2 separate regions of the Homo sapiens genome follow, and region 2 is linked to region 1. A link is a loop called in an ENCODE intact Hi-C map of the cell type or tissue named here. Cell type or tissue: endothelial cell of umbilical vein. All regions are shown on one strand. Links, peaks and the distances in the headings refer to the core of each region. The heading gives the core; the rest is flanking DNA.

Evidence for each region. Hi-C counts contacts between places; a loop is a spot of excess contacts. Peaks named below come from ENCODE experiments on the same cell type or tissue, not always from the same donor. Only the 100,000 strongest peaks of a DNase experiment are listed, where the experiment ranks them.
Region 2: a loop joins it to region 1, with 8 times the contacts of the local background. A loop is called at or near these places in 5 of 110 quality-filtered maps.

Annotation. Positions count from the first base shown.
Region 1 is chr15:101,171,943-101,181,897 of GRCh38, reverse strand. CHSY1 (chondroitin sulfate synthase 1) reads left to right here. Exons shown (of 3, transcript NM_014918.5): 3 at 2,918-6,171. The coding sequence ends at 4,510. Among named protein-coding and RNA genes, the nearest start is that of LRRK1-AS1, 25 kb to the right of the region's middle. RefSeq lists enhancers at 1,594-2,203, 2,204-2,814, 6,701-7,587, 8,476-9,362. In endothelial cell of umbilical vein, for the core only: no CTCF peak of the experiment used is centred there; a DNase peak (open chromatin) is centred at 4,967; H3K27ac peaks cover 1,965 bases.
Region 2 is chr15:101,085,707-101,095,661 of GRCh38, reverse strand. All of the region lies in intron 1 of LRRK1-AS1 (LRRK1 antisense RNA 1), which reads left to right. Among named protein-coding and RNA genes, the nearest start is that of LRRK1-AS1, 61 kb to the left of the region's middle. RefSeq lists a silencer at 6,550-6,789. In endothelial cell of umbilical vein, for the core only: a CTCF peak has its summit at 6,708 (motif pointing left); DNase peaks (open chromatin) are centred at 3,881 and 6,671; H3K27ac peaks cover 1,277 bases.

The DNA of each region.
Region 1 (9,955 bases), core at 1,405-9,404:
TTATTGATAAGACTTCCAGTCAACAGTAGGCTATTAGTAGTTAAGTTTTTTAGGAGTCAAAACTCATACATGGGTTTTTGACTGCATGAGGAGTCGGCACTCCTAACCCCCACGTCGTTCAAGGATCCACTGTATTTGGGAAGAGAGGAGAAAATCATGTCAGTTCCACCACTCCTGTTCAGCCATAAGTCTCCAATGTGTGTTCTAAGAATACCTCTGTGCTACTGTCTTGAAGCACTGTTGAGGGAGGAACAGAATTCTGCAAGCAGACCCATGGGGAACCTGTGGCATGACCCAGTGGGGCTGGAGAGAGAAGGGTCGGAGATACATGGGGAGATGGAATTGGCAGCACGAGCTTCCTGCAGGGCAAAGAAGGAACAGCACATGCTTCAGACTGTTCTCACCTCACTGTAGAAGACAGCTTGTAAGGCCAAATTAATGTGTGTTTACACTCTTGGAAATGGAGAGACCTTCCACAAACGATATTATGGTTCTTCGTGTTCATTGTTAAGAATTTGGAAATTATGAGCAGATGAAATGGAAACAATTTATACTTGAAACAAATACATGTAGAATCTCTGCCGGAATTGTCATCTAGCTTTTTATCTCACAGCAGACAGTCATGACTCTGCTAGCTCTCAGTTAGGCACATTGTGGGCTTGTGGGTCTCTGCCGTGGAAGAGCCTTCCTTACCATGAGATCCTCAGGTGCAGTCAGCGGTGGGGTCTGGTGGCCTGCGCAGTTACTTAAGTCACGTTACAAAGGCTGGCCTTGGTGGAACAGGAAGCATGGCTTCCCAGACCCTGGGAGCGTCTTCTGAGGCACCGTAGCAGGTCCTTGTAACTGCTGTGCCTCCGAGTGCCCCAACAGGATTGTAAAATGACTATATTTGCTTCAAGGTTTTATGGCCTGCAAATAACCTTTCTCAACCTTTCTTCTCTTTGAGTCCCCACATGACATTTGCCACCTTGTAGCCCTGCCGTTTGTACCCAAGAATCAGCCCAGCTAGAAAGTGAACAGTAAGGATGCTTTGGGCAGGAAGTGCATCAGGCTTCTTTTGTTGCGACCCACAGAAGGAGCAAAGTAAAAAGAGAGATAAGTTAACGTGGTTCATCCAAGCCTTGTGGCAGGGCCTTTATCTTCATGTTGTTTGTATCTGGCCCGCCCATCAGGGCTTGAAGGAGTCCCGGTGCCAGTCGCCTACTGCCTTCTCTCAGCAAGCCCCAGGTTACTTCTTTGCTTCAGTTTATTTAAAACAAGAATTTGAGATTTGCTTTCCTGTAGTTGATAGTAAAGTTGATAGTAGGTAGCAGAAGGGGCATGTAAAATTCCATATAAAGTGTGCCCTGTGTGCTGCATGGGGGTCAGAGTCGGAGTTTCTCCTCCTAGCCTAGGGAGGCCCTGCTTCCTACCCCCACAGAAAACCTCACCACCTTTTCTAATTAATTAGAAAAGTGTGCCACAGTGTGGGAGTGATTTCAGTGGTAAGTCCATGCGTGCACCTGCCATGTGGGGAGCATAAGCGGTGTGGGAAGGAAAGTTGGAAACAGCGGCGGCACTTTGGAGGACCTGTAATTCTGCTCTAATTCTTGCTCTAAGACCGGACTCACGGGTGCCCAGGAGGTAGAGGTTAGCCCTCATCAGACCCCAGCTCTGTGCGGGGCCTGGCAGGCATGCCAGCTCCCTGTTTACTTTTTACCTTATGAGAAAAAGAAGTAAGGTATAAAAGTGCCCATTTATATTTCTCTACTATTAAACGGTAGTTGCAGTGGCTCAGGAAAGAGTCAGCATATGATTGTCCAGAGGCAAATAAACCAGTCAGCCAGAATGCGTGTCATCCCTTACCAAGAGTTAGTCTTTAACAATATGAACAAAAAACAACCATGAACTTGAAAGAAACAGGACTAATTTACCAGATACCAACCTCAAATGCTTTCACTGAACATTTTTTGCAAACTATTACTCTGCATTCCAACATGCTTTGTAAAAACGTTCATCTCCTTGCCCAGATGTACTGAGGCATTAGGCACATTCCCTTCCTAACTTGAGGGAACCCATTTTGGCTGATGGCCCGTAAGCTTATGCTGTCCCAAAACCTGCGCCACGGGGCGGAGGCAGGGTTGGTGGAATGGTGAGCCCTGTGCGTCCTGCATGTTTCCCATCTGCCAGCATTTTCTGATCCCCCAGGCACCAAGCTCCGTGCTGGTGCCGGAGACCCCGTGCTGAGCAAGCAGGCCCGCTCCTGCCTCCACAGAAGACCTGGGAGAGGGGTACCTTCCTCGTACGCAGGAGGCCAGCAGCGTGAAGAGGGTTTTCAGCGTGTGCTTTTGCTTCCAGAGACCTCAGCAGAGCCTTGATTCATCCCTGCAGCATCCTCGCAGGGCCAGGCCGCCTCCTGCCTCTGATAGGCTTTCCCTTCCCTTAGCTCCCTGGAAGCAGGGTACTCCTTCGCTCAGGTTGTTTGCCTGGAGTTCTTCTGGCTCTCAGGAGGAAGTTTATTCCCACAGATAGAAGCCGCAGGATCTGCTATTCAGGTCTTCAGCCAGGGACGCATGACTCTGTGGGTCCCTTTCACAGGCGTAGTGGGACGGGGGTGGCTTTATCTTTCAGGCATGCTCCTGTGGTGCACTGTGATCTCAATTTTATATGTTTTCATTATGGGACAACTTTTTCATAATTCTGTTTGCCTGTGAAAGTATATTGGCCAACTTTGGTTATTAACCCTTACTTCCTTAAGCAGTTTCTATCTGTGAATTCTTCTAACCACATTGGACTGCTGTTGATCGGGCCTTATCTAGGGCCTTTTGTGTGCTGTGGTCCATTCAGAAACATTTCTAATATTTGCATTTTCTTTAGCATGTGCTGGCACTCAATCATACAATACTAAATTTGTGATCTCTTTTTTTTCCTGTAACAGATGCAGCAGCTTTTTTATGAGAATTACGAGCAGAACAAAAAGGGGTACATTAGAGATCTCCATAACAGTAAAATTCACCAAGCTATCACATTACACCCCAACAAAAACCCACCCTACCAGTACAGGCTCCACAGCTACATGCTGAGCCGCAAGATATCCGAGCTCCGCCATCGCACAATACAGCTGCACCGCGAAATTGTCCTGATGAGCAAATACAGCAACACAGAAATTCATAAAGAGGACCTCCAGCTGGGAATCCCTCCCTCCTTCATGAGGTTTCAGCCCCGCCAGCGAGAGGAGATTCTGGAATGGGAGTTTCTGACTGGAAAATACTTGTATTCGGCAGTTGACGGCCAGCCCCCTCGAAGAGGAATGGACTCCGCCCAGAGGGAAGCCTTGGACGACATTGTCATGCAGGTCATGGAGATGATCAATGCCAACGCCAAGACCAGAGGGCGCATCATTGACTTCAAAGAGATCCAGTACGGCTACCGCCGGGTGAACCCCATGTATGGGGCTGAGTACATCCTGGACCTGCTGCTTCTGTACAAAAAGCACAAAGGGAAGAAAATGACGGTCCCTGTGAGGAGGCACGCGTATTTACAGCAGACTTTCAGCAAAATCCAGTTTGTGGAGCATGAGGAGCTGGATGCACAAGAGTTGGCCAAGAGAATCAATCAGGAATCTGGATCCTTGTCCTTTCTCTCAAACTCCCTGAAGAAGCTCGTCCCCTTTCAGCTCCCTGGGTCGAAGAGTGAGCACAAAGAACCCAAAGATAAAAAGATAAACATACTGATTCCTTTGTCTGGGCGTTTCGACATGTTTGTGAGATTTATGGGAAACTTTGAGAAGACGTGTCTTATCCCCAATCAGAACGTCAAGCTCGTGGTTCTGCTTTTCAATTCTGACTCCAACCCTGACAAGGCCAAACAAGTTGAACTGATGAGAGATTACCGCATTAAGTACCCTAAAGCCGACATGCAGATTTTGCCTGTGTCTGGAGAGTTTTCAAGAGCCCTGGCCCTGGAAGTAGGATCCTCCCAGTTTAACAATGAATCTTTGCTCTTCTTCTGCGACGTCGACCTCGTGTTTACTACAGAATTCCTTCAGCGATGTCGAGCAAATACAGTTCTGGGCCAACAAATATATTTTCCAATCATCTTCAGCCAGTATGACCCAAAGATTGTTTATAGTGGGAAAGTTCCCAGTGACAACCATTTTGCCTTTACTCAGAAAACTGGCTTCTGGAGAAACTATGGGTTTGGCATCACGTGTATTTATAAGGGAGATCTTGTCCGAGTGGGTGGCTTTGATGTTTCCATCCAAGGCTGGGGGCTGGAGGATGTGGACCTTTTCAACAAGGTTGTCCAGGCAGGTTTGAAGACGTTTAGGAGCCAGGAAGTAGGAGTAGTCCACGTCCACCATCCTGTCTTTTGTGATCCCAATCTTGACCCCAAACAGTACAAAATGTGCTTGGGGTCCAAAGCATCGACCTATGGGTCCACCCAGCAGCTGGCTGAGATGTGGCTGGAAAAAAATGATCCAAGTTACAGTAAAAGCAGCAATAATAATGGCTCAGTGAGGACAGCCTAATGTCCAGCTTTGCTGGAAAAGACGTTTTTAATTATCTAATTTATTTTTCAAAAATTTTTTGTATGATCAGTTTTTGAAGTCCGTATACAAGGATATATTTTACAAGTGGTTTTCTTACATAGGACTCCTTTAAGATTGAGCTTTCTGAACAAGAAGGTGATCAGTGTTTGCCTTTGAACACATCTTCTTGCTGAACATTATGTAGCAGACCTGCTTAACTTTGACTTGAAATGTACCTGATGAACAAAACTTTTTTAAAAAAATGTTTTCTTTTGAGACCCTTTGCTCCAGTCCTATGGCAGAAAACGTGAACATTCCTGCAAAGTATTATTGTAACAAAACACTGTAACTCTGGTAAATGTTCTGTTGTGATTGTTAACATTCCACAGATTCTACCTTTTGTGTTTTGTTTTTTTTTTTTACAATTGTTTTAAAGCCATTTCATGTTCCAGTTGTAAGATAAGGAAATGTGATAATAGCTGTTTCATCATTGTCTTCAGGAGAGCTTTCCAGAGTTGATCATTTCCTCTCATGGTACTCTGCTCAGCATGGCCACGTAGGTTTTTTGTTTGTTTTGTTTTGTTCTTTTTTTGAGACGGAGTCTCACTCTGTTACCCAGGCTGGAATGCAGTGGCGCAATCTTGGCTCACTTTAACCTCCACTTCCCTGGTTCAAGCAATTCCCCTGCCTTTGCCTCCCGAGTAGCTGGGATTACAGGCACACACCACCACGCCCAGCTAGTTTTTTTGTATTTTTAGTAGAGACGGGGTTTCACCATGCAAGCCCAGCTGGCCACGTAGGTTTTAAAGCAAGGGGCGTGAAGAAGGCACAGTGAGGTATGTGGCTGTTCTCGTGGTAGTTCATTCGGCCTAAATAGACCTGGCATTAAATTTCAAGAAGGATTTGGCATTTTCTCTTCTTGACCCTTCTCTTTAAAGGGTAAAATATTAATGTTTAGAATGACAAAGATGAATTATTACAATAAATCTGATGTACACAGACTGAAACATACACACATACACCCTAATCAAAACGTTGGGGAAAAATGTATTTGGTTTTGTTCCTTTCATCCTGTCTGTGTTATGTGGGTGGAGATGGTTTTCATTCTTTCATTACTGTTTTGTTTTATCCTTTGTATCTGAAATACCTTTAATTTATTTAATATCTGTTGTTCAGAGCTCTGCCATTTCTTGAGTACCTGTTAGTTAGTATTATTTATGTGTATCGGGAGTGTGTTTAGTCTGTTTTATTTGCAGTAAACCGATCTCCAAAGATTTCCTTTTGGAAACGCTTTTTCCCCTCCTTAATTTTTATATTCCTTACTGTTTTACTAAATATTAAGTGTTCTTTGACAATTTTGGTGCTCATGTGTTTTGGGGACAAAAGTGAAATGAATCTGTCATTATACCAGAAAGTTAAATTCTCAGATCAAATGTGCCTTAATAAATTTGTTTTCATTTAGATTTCAAACAGTGATAGACTTGCCATTTTAATACACGTCATTGGAGGGCTGCGTATTTGTAAATAGCCTGATGCTCATTTGGAAAAATAAACCAGTGAACAATATTTTTCTATTGTACTTTTCGAACCATTTTGTCTCATTATTCCTGTTTTAGCTGAAGAATTGTATTACATTTGGAGAGTAAAAAACTTAAACACGATTCATAAAGTTTTTCAAGTTATTTGAGGGAAATGCTTCTGTGGACCGCAGCTTGGGAGTGAAACGAAACCCGGTTTCAAGTGCTTCCTTCCGTTTTTTCCTCAGATGAGCTCGTCCTTGTTCCTCATCAACTCGCTGACCCCACGTTCTTCAAAACAAAGGTCTTCAAACCGGGCCTGGGCCGCGTCTGGCTCCTGGATAGAAATGTCCCCTCCCAGGCCCCATAGAACCTGCATTTTAACAACTGCCTGGCGTGGGGCTGTGGCACAACTTGGGGTTCCAGGATCAATCTAGTTAGAGGATAAATCAGCACAGTTGCAATATAACCCAAGAGTCAAAAGAAGTGAGATCTTTGATGCCAAGGTAGCAAGCTCGTGTGGGCAAGCATTGCCCCCGGGATAGGTATATTTACAGTGTAATGACAGTTAAGTCCCAGCATAATGACATTGCGCTCACAGCAAGAATTGCCGTAATTCAGCCTAATTGCCATTTACTCTGTGGGAGTGTTTAGTTTTTTCTTGGAGAAAAAGCAGAGACATTTTTATTCTTCGATAAGGAAGAGCATAATATGCATCTTCATGACAAAGTATTATAAACGCTTTCCTATTTACCATAGTGACAAACTGGGGGGATTTGGGACGTGGTGTGAGTGACACGTTTGAGTGTGCGTCCAGAATTTCAATGACCCTTGGTGAAACCTGCCATTTCCTTCCCTGCTCCCACTCCTGATCAGGTCTGTCCCTCTTCCTGATAGCAGTGTTGGTGTTCATGGAAGTACTGCCTCCCTTCCAGGCTCCGTTTCCAGAAACGCGGCCGGACCCCTCTAGCTCCCCGCCCTGGCAGTGGCGTGTCTGCACTCCGCGTGCTGGCCTCCAGGTTCCACTCTCCTCCGTCACCTGGTGCTGTTCTTTTGCCCAGAGGGTGGACTCGGCAGTTCCACAGGCACCCGGGCCCTCCTCAGCCTGGCTGCTGTCCCTGCGTCTATCATCCCCCGTTCCACAGGGCACCTCCTCCAGCCGCTGCGCCCCAAGTCGTGGGGGCATCCGTGTCTGCGGCCCTGCCACACACTTTCCCTCCCTCTGGACAACCTGACTGTTTCCCAGGACGCAGCTAAAACACCCCACTGTCCGCTCCGCTGCCACCCTGGACCCTTCTGTGGGATGTGACACAGCTGGGCCTCCTTCTGTGACCATGTGGCAGTATCTGTCTCACTAGAGCCCCTCAAGGAGGCCTGGGGCTCTTGTTCCCGCCCGTCCCCTGGCGTGTTGGGAACCACACTGCCCTACTCCCTCGAGCGCCCTCTCCACATGTGCCTCCTGCCAAAGGCGTGCCCTCCCATCCTCCGCACTGAGTACTCCTGCCAGTGCACAGGCTGAGACCTGCAGCCCCTGCTGGGCCTGGAACTGATCCCTTCCCCCTGAATCTCTGGAGGCTTCCTGCTTAACCCTTCCACTGTGGCTTCCTGCTTTGTGACTCCTGTGGACAGTATGTTAAAATCGTGCCGTGTAATATGGCTGAAGAAGAGGAGAAGGGTACAATCACAAAAGCATGAAGGGGAACCTCCCTCCTTCCTCCCAGCACCAGCTCAGGACTTCCCACAAACGGCCACCAAGTTTGTCCTGGCCAGGAAGGCAGAGCTGTAGGCATAGATGCATAGACAACATTTTTGAACTTTGCACACAAATGAGGGAATTCCTTCTCTCTTGGGCATGAGGACCCTGGCGGGGAGCCTCAGGGCAGAAGATGGATGTGGCTTCATGACCCAGTGAAGTGTGTGGGGAGAGGTTGCCAGTGGGATCCCGGCTTTGTGGTTGGATGCCAGGGACCCTGCATGGAATGGAACCAGGAGAGCCTTATGGGGCAGACAGCACTGGCAGACTAGGGGAACCTGCAGCTTGCTTCCAGAAGGTGGGTCAACTTCCCTGCACTGCTGTTCTGGGCTGGGATGAGACCGGAGCGTGGATGTGGACCTAGCATCCCAAGGCCTTCTGTGGAGACGCCACGTGTCACAAGGTCATGAGACGGTCCCTCTTTGCTGCAAAAGCAGGCAGGCCTCAGGAGCCAAGGTGGAACATTCCCTCCACTCCGGGATGTGAGGGCCAGGGAGGAGGGCGCTTGTAAACTCACAGCTTGGGCCCTTTGACAGTTCAGATAATGGAAGGAACTCTGACCCTCGGATGTCTCATCTTATTCCCGCCCCAGCCCCAACACGCCTTCATGGCCCTGCTGATGAGTTATTGATTCCTATAGGCAAAGTGTCTGAGCCCCTCCCTGCTATTTCACAAAGGCATCAAAGCCTAGGCCCTGACTGAGCCCAGAAGTGGACACGGGTTTCTTTCCCCCCAGCCCAGCAGGCTCAGAGCGCTCACTGGCCATCTACATAGCAGTTGACCTGAGCAAAATGATTGTCATATTTGCCTCCTTGCCATGCACTTGAAGGATCACCTAGAGGTCTGGGTGTTCCTGCAGCCACCTCCATTCACTACTCAGTGTGTTCACCGAGTCAAATGTACACACTAGTGAGTTGCCAGCACCACACTCCATCTCGTAAGGACAACACTTAGGTTATGGGAACCAGCGGCTTTCAGAGGCATTCTCCCTGCTGTTAGGGTCTCGTTTCTCAAGACCCATCCTCCAGGAAGGTGACACACCTGCCTACTGCACTGAGGGGCGCCTGCTCTGCCAGGCCCCAGGTGGCAAGGTTTCCTCTTGTGCCCTCATCACGGAGGAAGCCAAGGGCCAGCCCTCCCTGTGCCTGCACAGACGCCCGCCCTGGGGAATTAGGCTGCATTACTGCCGTATAACTTGCTGTAATCTCTGCTGCAAAGGAGCTTATGTGCTTCAGCTGGAGGCGGGGTGGTCTGTCAGCTCAAGCGGCTGCACAGGGCTGCTACCTGCCGCGGTGGGCCCCGCTGTGCTTGCTAAACCCTTGAAAGATGGCCCCTTCTGTCCTGCTTGAAATGAAAATGCTTGCACCAAATCTTCTTAGTCTAACTTGTTATAAATGCAACGATAATGTAAAGGTTACAATGCAATGGATCAAATTACAGTAACTCATTTCGAATGGCTTCCAGTAGAAAGCAGATGCTTCAGAGTTCGGTTTGGTTTTCTGCAGGGGTGTAGGGGTGAGGGAGGGGGTGTAGATTTTCACCGGAAACGATCGCGTCAAACAGATTAGGGGCTGGCTTGTCATCAGTGCAGTTAAACCACTTAATGTCTTTTGTCAGATATTTCTTCATATGTTTAATTTACCATTCATGATGTTTCAGTGATGAGGGTCTTCATTTCTTACTAATACAGGCAAAAATGAAATGTCCTTTAAAGAACATTCTAGCTACATTTCCTTTAAAACTGTAAGAGTAGTCGGTTATGCCTGACCGCTTTTTAATGAGAAAATATAATAAGAAATTGATCAAATCACTTAATAGCAAAGTGGTTGGGCAAGCTCTGGAAAATGCTTAAATGAAGCTGGCTTATCTGTAATGAATTTCTCTCCATCACAATTAAGTCGGCGATGCTCCCAGGCTGCCGCTGCCCCCTTCCCCTCGCCAGCTTGCCACGACTCATCCCCTTGGTTCACGCCACAGCCCTCCGCATGCCTCGCTCGCTGCTCCACGTGTGACCCTACTGGAGAAAAGAAATGCTTCTAGCCAAGCCTTAGGGCTACCTTCAGATTCATTCATTCTGAATTAAGTTTGGGTTGAGTTTTAGGCAAAAGCTCAGAAAGGGGAATCTCATTTATAGCCTCAGAAGCCCTGGGCACACCCCGAGGTCTGAAGCTAGAA
Region 2 (9,955 bases), core at 695-8,694, 86 kb after region 1:
TAGTTTTTCCTACTCTACTAAGCTAACGTAGTGAGTCTTACTGTCAAGCAAGTCTTGCTTACCTGGGATTAAATGCTACTTGGTCATGATGGGTTATTCCTTTACTATGCTACTTGATTTGATTTGCTAATATATTAAAATATTTGCATACATGATCATTAGTGTGCTCTCTTTTCGTTTTGGAATTAACCTTATATTATCCTGCAAAATACGTTAATTCACTTTCTAGATTGTTGTATGCTCCAAAGTAGTTTACCTAACATGATAATTACCTATCTTTGAAGGTTAAGCAAAAAGTGTCCCGGGTGCTGTGGCTCACGCCTGTAATCTCAGCACTTTGGGAGGCGAAGGTGGGTGGATCATGAGGCCAGGAGTTCAAGACCAGGCCGGTCAAGATGGTGAAACCCTGTCTCTACTAAAAATACAAAACAATTAGCCAGGCTTGGCAGCAGGCGCCTGTAATCCCAGCTACTTGGGAGGCTGAGGCAGAGAATTGCTTGAACCTGGGAGGTGGAGGTTGCAGTGAGCCAAGATCATTCCACTGTACTCCAGCCTGGGCAACAGAGCAAGACTCCATCTCAAATAAATAAATAAATAAAAGTCTATAAAAACAGCTGGGCCCAGGCATTTAAAAAAATGTTCGGTCTTCTAGTTTAGTCTTTTATTGTCTATGCAAATTCTTTGGCTATTGAACTATCCAAGCTTTCTCTTTTTAAGCTTTTGGGGAATAGGTTGCAATACATTTCTTGTCTACTGTTTCTCTTAGTGTTTTCTAATTCTAACCCACTGTTTTTGGAATTTCTATTAGATGGTTTTGCAACTTCTGCATCTATCCTCCATGCACCTTCACATTTCCTTCACAGTTTTCGTGCTGTTTTCCTTGTGTGCTACATTCTGAACAGGACTTTGGCTTCAAACTCCAGAAACTTGCTCTTCAGGGGGCTCCACTTTTCTCCTTGGCTTTCTTGAGTTTTCCTTTTAACAATCATATGTTTAACAATCATATGTTAAGGTCTTTAGTTGGTTCCTTTTTTTTTTTAACAGTGGCCTGATCTTTATTTCTCCAAATACATTAATAGACTTTTTTTTTTTTTTTTGAGATAGGGTCTCACTCTCTTGCCTAGGCTGGAGTGCAGTGGTGCAATCTCAGCTCATTGCAACCTCCACCTCCCAGGTTCAAGTGATTCTCATGCCTCAGCCTTCCAAGTAGCTAGGATTACAGGTGTCCCCACTATGCCTGGCTAAATTGTGTATTTTTAGGAGAGACAGGGTTTCACCATGTTGGCCAGGCTGGCCTCGAATTCCTAGCCTCAAGTGATCTACCCACCTCGGCCTCCCAAAGTGCCGGGATTACAGGTGTGAGCCACCATGCCCGACCAACATACTTCTTTTAAAATCTCCATTTCTTTGTAATAAGAACTCACTTTCTTTAGGTGGTTTAGCTGTTGAGTTTGGTGACTCTCTCTCGCTGTGGGTTTTCCTCAGCTGTTTGTAGTGTCTTCGTTAAGCGCTCATCTTAGAGGGGGAGGTTTCCTGTTGACGCATCTGTAAGTGATGTATCTATTTACCCTCAGCAATTGCAGGTGAGAGGCAAGAATGCGTCGCCAGGTAGGCTGGGCCCGGGTGGTCTTCTGGATGCAGGCCCTTAGCACCTAACGGTCACTTGCAGCCCTGTTCTCTCGCTTGTACCTGCTCCCACTGAACTGGAAGCAGCCACCATTTCCAGAATTTGGAGCTATGGTTTCCTGATTCTCACTAATCCCAGCTGCTTCATAACTTCTGGACCACTGAAAGTATCCTGTTCTGGTTATCTGTTGCTGAGTAAGGAATCACTCTTAAAGGTAATGGCTTAAAACAACCATTTTATTCTCATTTCTCATGGCTCCTGAGGGTTGATGGGTTTGGCTGCGCAGGTCCTGTTCCGATGCCCTCCTTTTATGGGCCTGCAGCCAGACTGGTTGGGCGCTGCTTATCCGGGCATCAGATGGAACACCTGCCTGTGTCACCTCCATGTGGCTTGGGCTGTCTCATAGCATGGAGTCTGAGTGTCAATAATAAGCTCGCCCAGAGGGCCAGGCAGAAATGGAATCGGCCTTTCTGACCCAGCTAGTCACGTGGCATCACTTTTGTGTAGTCACTGGCCCACCAGGGTTCCAGGAGAGGAAGGAGAGACCCCAACTCTGGATAGGAGGAGCGTCTGAGCCCCTTGGTAGAAAAGCCATGTGGGATGAAAGGTCTTGTGGTAGCCATCTTGGAAAATGCAAGATCTGTCGCAACCACCTTTCCCCAGCACTGCCAGGAATTAACTTATTTTCTTAAACACCTTTTCTGCATTTTTTAAGAACTTAGGGGCAGGATCATGGAGCCAAAGCTTAGGCTCACCAGTCTTCTTGAGGTGATCTCACCTCATGGCTTATTTAATTTGTACTATTCCCCGCTATTCTATCTTGCAGTTTGTGCCATCTCATCCTCATGTACTCAGCTGGTGTTCCACACAGAAACCCCCTGGGGCCAGCGTGCATGATGTAGGCTTGAGGTGGAGGCTGCCCTCCTGGCCTTGTCGGACACAGCCTGGAAGCGGGGCCCAGTCACAGCGACAGTCATGGACTCCGAGGGTCCCCTGCCAGCTCTGTAGACCCTCTGCCTCCTAAGGCTCTCTGCGACTGCCGTGATCTACAGTTGGGAGTGCTCCAGGGAGTTCTCATGTGTGCTCCTCCACACGCAAGAGGCACTGCCTCTCGGGCGCCGATGTAGAATGGCTGGTGGGAATGGCTCGGTCCACTCTGAATGATCTCTCTCTTCTTAAAACCTGAGCATGGGTGCCCATGGCCTGCCCTCGGCCTGTCCAGTAGGCAGGGTGGGCACAGCACAGCAGTGCCTGGCTGCCCTGTCTCCCTCCTCTCACTGAGTCCTCCTGCAGGTGCACACTAGTGAGCTGCCCCACCGTCCTTCAGACTGGAGGTGCCTGAGAGAAGGGGCAGGCACAGGGGGATTGGAGGCCGTGCTAGTCAGGCTGGGTGAAGCAGCGGGGCTTGAGGAGGGCACCGCAGCCCTGTGAAGCTGAATCAGGACCTGGGAGCCACCTAGGCCTGGACCCCACAATGGAGACTGGGGAGTTAGGAGATGGCTGTGGTCCCTGCTCATCTCACTGGATGCCCAAGTGAGATGCTTAGGAGTTAAATGGACAGAGCCTCCAGCTGGGGCCAATGCTGAGAAGGCCTCTCCGGAGGGGGAATTTGCTTTCTTTTGCAACAAGGGAAGCTTGAATTCTGCCGTAAGGATCTCCATTCCTCACCAAGAAGTCTGGAGTCATGCCACACACAGCTGGATCAGCGCTGCCTTTTGGTCTGATGTGACAGTGGTTAAACTTGTGTGACAATGAGAAATCATGACAAACGACTTCCTTAATGTCAAAGTTTCCTAACTTTTCAGGGAAGAGAAAATAGGGCAACTGCATCATATTGCGGACAGTGAACTCGGATCTTTTAACTTCATTCCTACACCAAAGTTGCTGATTGAGGGAAATGGACAGGAATCGGCCTGACCCTTGGGTCTTGGGTATAGACAGGACAGGGCTGTCTGCCGAGAAGTGAGGCAGGAGCCGAGCAGGGATGTTTTGGAATCGGCGAGGGTGTCTGAACACCATCAGCTCTGCCTGCATCTGCTCCTCAGGCTGTCTGCAAGTAGCACCGTGTCCTGGAGCAGCATGTTAAAAAGCTGAGTTGGTTCAGGCTTTTGAAAAATCAAAACAAGACAAACGTCCACCCCCGTGATGAACAACAACTTTTTCCCAGGCTTGCAAGCGCTGCGGCCGGGTTGCCCTGGCAACGACACATTTTGGATCGGCCGCTTCCCTGGGCCTTCCTTTCCCATGTGCACAATGGGGATGGGAGAAGGTCAAGGTCATTTCCGGCTGCACATTCTGGGAGGCAAACCCATACCTCGGAGGCCTCTCTCCTGCCCTTTAGTCCCTGGCTGGCATCTCAGCAGGGAGAATAAAGGCGTCTGTGTTGTGGCTTCCTGGAGCCTCTTCCTTGGAAACAGATAGTCTGATAGGCAATGATGGCAGCTGCTGACTGCTTATGGCCTGGCTGCTGCTGGCCATGTGGGCCTCTGGAGCGGGGGGCCTTGTCAAGGCTCCCCAGACCCACTTCCACAGCCACAGGACCTGCCTGCAGTCTCTTTCCCTTTTCCTGGAAACTTCTGTCCCTTTGTCTACTCCCGATGAGTCAGAGTAGCCGATGGAGAGGAGTGCAGAGCCCAGGCCAGAAACAAGTGGCAAAGGCAAGGTGTGTCTCCTCTCTAAGGTCGCTAGGCCACAGCAGCAGTGGTTTTCGTTTGGGCCTGACAAGGAGCCGGTGCTGTAGTCACCCATGACTCTGGAGGCCCTGTTCATCCATCAGGCCTGGAAACACCAGCAGGACTGGCCAATCCGCCCCAGAGCTCAGCCAGCACGGACAGTCAGTCTTGGCCAGCAGCACCTTCCTCAGGCCTGAGAAGAAGAGGCCAGGTCTGCCTTGCACAAGCTGCAAACTTTGGTTCCCTGCACACCAGGCAGAGGGGGCTGCCCTGCCAGAGGCAGCTCCCACATCCCCTGAGCCTGAGTCATTACCTGCTAAAGAGGGGACAGCTCTTCAAAAGACCTGTGGCCTCCTGGGTCCCGGCAGCATCCGTGAAAGTGAAAAGAGCAGAATGTTGGTTGGCACAGTTTTCTGAATCTCTCCCTGGGCCATCTGTTCCAGTTACTGCTGTTTTCTAACAAAGCACCCCAAAACTTAGCGGCTTACCACAGCCATCTTCCCATACTCCTGGTTCTGCAGGTCTGGAAGTTGCACAGAGCACAGGAGGGCTGACTTGCTTCCATCCTGTAAAGTCTGAGGCCTCCACTGCAAAGACTCCACAGCTGAGAGGGACCCAACAGCTGGAACCATCTGAAGATGTCATCTCTCATGTTTCCCCCACATGATGCTGGCTGTTGGTGCGACCTCAGCCCAGGCTGTTGGCCACAACAGCCTCTGCATGTGGCTTGGGCTTCCTCAGAGCATGGCGGCCTCATCACAGTCAGACTTCTTGACTACAGGCTCAGGGCTCCAGAGGTGAGTGTCTGCTTCATTGCCTTTCCTACTGAGCTTTGGCAGTTATGCTGCATCATTTCCACCATATTCTATTTGTAACAAGCAAGTCACAAGCTCCCCCCAAATACAAGGGGAAGGGACACAGACTCCACTTGTTGATGGGAGGGGTGACAGGATGGGAGGTACTGTTGTGGCCGTCTTTGGAGAACATAATCGGACACGCCACTCTCCTGGCCTTCCTTCCCACTCTGCCCCAGCCACGATCCAGCTGCACAGACAGCCTTAATCAGGCCCTTCCAGTACCTTCTTCTCTTCCTAACAGCTGCTGGACAGGTCCTCCACAGGCCCAATAGTGAGCTGGGCCACCAAGGCATGGGGGAGGCCCCTCCATTTCTGCCTTTTTCACCATGGCTGGGGAAAGGGGCAAGCTCAGGGTTAACTGGAGTCCACAGGGTCATTCAGTTTGATGGAGTGCCCCAGGCTGTCCTGGGGCCTGGCCTGCCTCCCTCGCTGTCTGTGCCTGTTCATGTGGCTTTTGGTTTTGTGTTTCTTGGCTTGTGAGTTGTGGTTCCGGAATGAGGGGAGCCAGGCAGAGCCTCACCCTGGAACCAAGCAGTGGGGGGTCCTGAGAGCCCCCCCGGGAGCCCAGAGCTTCCTCTGTGGATGGTCTCCCCTCTGTGGCTCCAGTTTAGGGGACTTGGGACAGAACCTTTTGCCATCCCCTGCCCTATTTGTATTAGGGGCAGGCTGTTCTTGGTGGAATACAGTTTCTGTGTGGCTGACACAAGTGTGAACTGCTGACTTGCCTTTTGTGGCTGAGTTCTGAGGAGTTTTGCTGAGAACAGCGCAAGGGTTAGTAGGTCCCAGCTGTGAGAGCTGAGGGACTGCTGTAGTTGTAGAAGCTGCTTTTGTCAAGAGACTCTCTCAGGAAAAATGTTCTCTGGATTTCCAGACCCTTTTCTACTCTTTCCCCTATTCCCAATGTACCCCTGGCCCGCAGACCCCCCAAATTCCCTAGTGTGGACACAGAGCCCTACTCTGCCACCAGGCCTGCACCTGGCCGCGGGTCCAGATGCCAGAGACATTAAAGCATGTGTGCGTGCACACACACACAAACACACACCTACACACACATGCACACACATGAACACACACAAACACACGAACACAACACACATACACATACACACACATATGCACACACAAACACGAACACACACACACATACATATGCGTGCACATAGAGAACAGAGTATTCATGAGCCTGTAGTACATGCAAAAAAGCCAAGTTACGTTTTTAAAACTTTTCTATTGCACCAGAAATACAAGATGCCGCCTAGAACGTTGGGAGAAGAAGGTCCGCCCCGCAGCCGGCCCCCAGGCGGGCCCGCTTGTTTGGGCCTCTGCCTGCCCGCCGGGGGTGTCTGTATTTACATTCGTCCACACCCGCCACAAGGGTTCCTTTTTCCCCACGTGGCATCGTACTTGGGAATACTTGGTAAAGCAAACTCATCAAGCCCACAAACTCTTCTCAGAGGGCGCAGGAGCCCCGGGGCAGCCATTTCTCGGCGGGCTGGTGCCCCGTCGCGGCGGGAGGACGGCGTCCGGCTGCTCGGAGCGGGGCGCACCCTGGCGGCGGGCGAGGGAACTGCTCCTGCCCGCGGGTTGCATGGGGGCAGGTGCCCTCAGGAATAGGCTGGAGAGGTTGGCACGGCTCTCTGCTCTCCCGGGCTTCAGTGAGGGAGAGGAGCTGTTACATTTTGGCAAACAGCAGACCTTTCTTTCCCAAGCCCCCGGCTTCTAGCCACCATGGTTGACCGAGTTCTTTCTCTGCTGTAGGAGAAACAGGGCCCAGCCCCCGGCTTTGCCCAAGGGTCCCCCTGGCCCTCCTTCCCCGTCACTGCCTGGGAGTTAGTGATGACTGGGGAGGATTGGTTTTTGGGAGAGGGGCTGCAATGAGGAGTGTCACATTTTCTGAAGCGACAAGGAAGCCTCTGCACCCAGACCCTCACGTTCGTTCCCCCATCCAGTGTCCACCTGCCTGTCTCCCTCTAGCAAGTAAGTCCTCCCAGCCCAGCCCCTGACTTTGATGCAATCCCTCCCTGAGAACTGAGAGGGGCAAGTGCCCTGCCTTGAGCGATGGGAGTTCCTCTGTAGGGCCTTGTCACTTGGGGGATGGCAGGCCCCTCGCTGCTGGTTCCTGTTCCTGTCCCTGTGCTGGGGACAGCTGTGTGCAGCTGAAGAGAATTTTCAGGCCAAGCCTGAGGTTCAGGGTCTACTCCCTGACTGGAACAGAAGTAGACAGCACAAAAGACGTTACACTGGCCCTGAGCATGCCAAGGTCAGGAGGGTGGGGTTGGTGGGGGACCATGGATAGTCCCCAAGAACATTGACAGGAAAGACCTGGAGGCCCTTATGCACCTGAACTGTACTTCAGGAGCCAGGGTGGGGGCTGCAGCATCTTCCCTGATGCGTGCTCTCCGCAGTGGGGATCTGTCTATGCATACACCCTTACAACTTGCTGTTCCAGGCTGTCATCCCTGATTATTTTCCATCTCTGTCATTGAGGAAACAAGAATCTAAGAGGCATAGGATCTTGCCCTGGGTCTGGCAGCTGGCAATTGGCAGAGGGAGGATTCGAACCTGGGCCTGTATTTCCAAATCCCACCCTCAACACCACATTGAGGAACAGCCCCTTGAGGCTGAGCTCTGGCAATTCCTTTAGTCCTCAGTGTGGCCTCGAGGGAGAGGTTTGGAGCGAAGCCCTGGGCCTTTAGCTTTTGGGGTTTCCAGGACCCAGCAGAGGCCCAATTCCTGGCTGCCCCTGCTTGTACTCAGGGGTCTTGGGGTCTTTGGTCTTGAGGCCCCCATGGCCTCCATTGTGATGGAACCTAGTAGTTTGTGGCACACAGCCATTGGTTCTTCATCAACCAAGGAGGCAGGGCATGGAGGAGCCGCAGGTCCCAGGAGAGAGGAGGTGGCTGTGGGTCACCCAGCCAGGAGGTGCTGGAGGGAGTGCGAGCCCCATTTTCTGACCCTGACCCCAGCTGCCCCGCTTCATATTGCACTACCCAGTGTGTCTCTGTTCTCTTAGGTCCGACCTCTGAACGTAAGAGTGAATGAAAGGGAAACCAATAACGGGAAACTCAAAGGACAGGGGCCTCTGGGGTGGGCAGACCAGTAGCTGGAAGGGGTCCAGCCCTGATTCCTGAGATCGCCTCAGCCTTGTGCAGGCCCCACTGATGGGCAGGCTGGGCTCCAGCCATTGTCTGCTCCACGGCTCCATTGCGGAGCAGAAACCTTGCACCGAGGGCAAAAACACCTAGTGTGCCTTAGATCCAGTTTAAACCTTTTTGATAAAGAAAGTCCAGATAAAGAGTTCATTCACTTCCCCTTCTCCAGCTGCACTTGATCTGAGGCTTTGGTGACCCGATGCCGCTATTTCAGAGGGAGAAATGTTTTCTAGTTCCTTCCACCTCATTGTCAGCTGAAGCTCCCCCCAGCCCCCACCCTCTTCCTCCCCTCCTTCTCCTCTGTCTCCAGACCAGGGGAGAAGTTGTGCTGCTTGAGGGCAGGGTTGACGGGGATGCCTTGGCTGGACTTGGAGATGGAGGATTGAGTCTCGGTGGGAGAGATGTCGCCTGGCACGCAGCACATCCCAGAGGCCACTTTGGAGGAAGGGAAGAGGTCAGCTCCTGGTGCTCATGTGGTGGAAGCCACAACCACCTCGCAGAGCCTTCTCGGGTCTGCGTAGTGACGGGTGTGTGCTTGGAGGGCCAGGCAGGCTCTCCAGAGTGTGCAGAAAAGTGCCTCCTGGAGATTCTGCACACGCCCAGCCCGCCACACTCACATGAGTGAGACCGGGACTGGGCAGCTCCTAGATGACACCAACGACGGGACAAGCCAGAGCCTGGGAGGAAATGAATGCAGGATCCAAAACGGCGGCTGCCGTCCGAGTCGGCAGAACGAGGTTTCTGAGCGGGCTCCGGGCTGAGCGGCGGCAGATCCTCGCTCCCCGGGCCTCAGCGCTGTCGCGCATGCGGTTGAACGGCGGAGCCGCGGCCGCGCAGGCGCCGGAGGCCGTGGGAGGTGACATAGCTGCAGGGGGAGCTGGGGAAGAGCCGCGCAGGCGCCGGAGGAGGCCGGGGTAGGTGACGTAGCTGCAGGGGGAGCTGGGGAAGAGCCGCGCAGGCGCCGGAGGAGGCCGTGGGAGGTGACGTAGCTGCAGGGGGAGCTGGGGAAGAGCCGCGCAGGCGCCGGAGGAGGCCGTGGGAGGTGACGTAGCTGCAGGGGGAGCTGGGGAAGAGCCGCGCAGGCGCCGGAGGAGGCCGTGGGAGGTGACGTAGCTGCAGGGGGAGCTGGGGAAGAGCCGCGCAGGCGCCGGAGGAGGCCGTGGGAGGTGACGTAGCTGCAGGGGGAGCTGGGGAAGAGCCGCGCAGGCGCCGGAGAGTCTTGCGGAGCATCCCCCTGTGCTGAGTCCCGGATTCATTCCTTGGTTTTACAGACGAGGAAGCTGAGGATCTGAGAGCTGTACAGTAGTGGCTGAGGTGGGGTTTGCAGTGAAGGATGTGACACACCCCAGATGGAGCTGAATGGGCGTGGGACCTCAGGTCTTGGCCACAGTGGCCTGCTGTGCATTGATCCTGCTACAGAGTGTCCATTATCAGCCAGGCGCGGTGGCTCACGCCTGTAATCCCTGCACTTTGGGAGGCCGAGGTAGGGCGGATACCTGAGGTCGGGAGTTCAAGACCAGCATGACCAACGCAGAGAAACCCCGTCTCTACTAAAAATACAAAATTAGCCGGGCGTGGTGGCGCATGCTTGTAGTCCCAGCTACTCGGGAGGCTGAGGCAGGAGAATCGCTTGAACCCGGGAGGCAG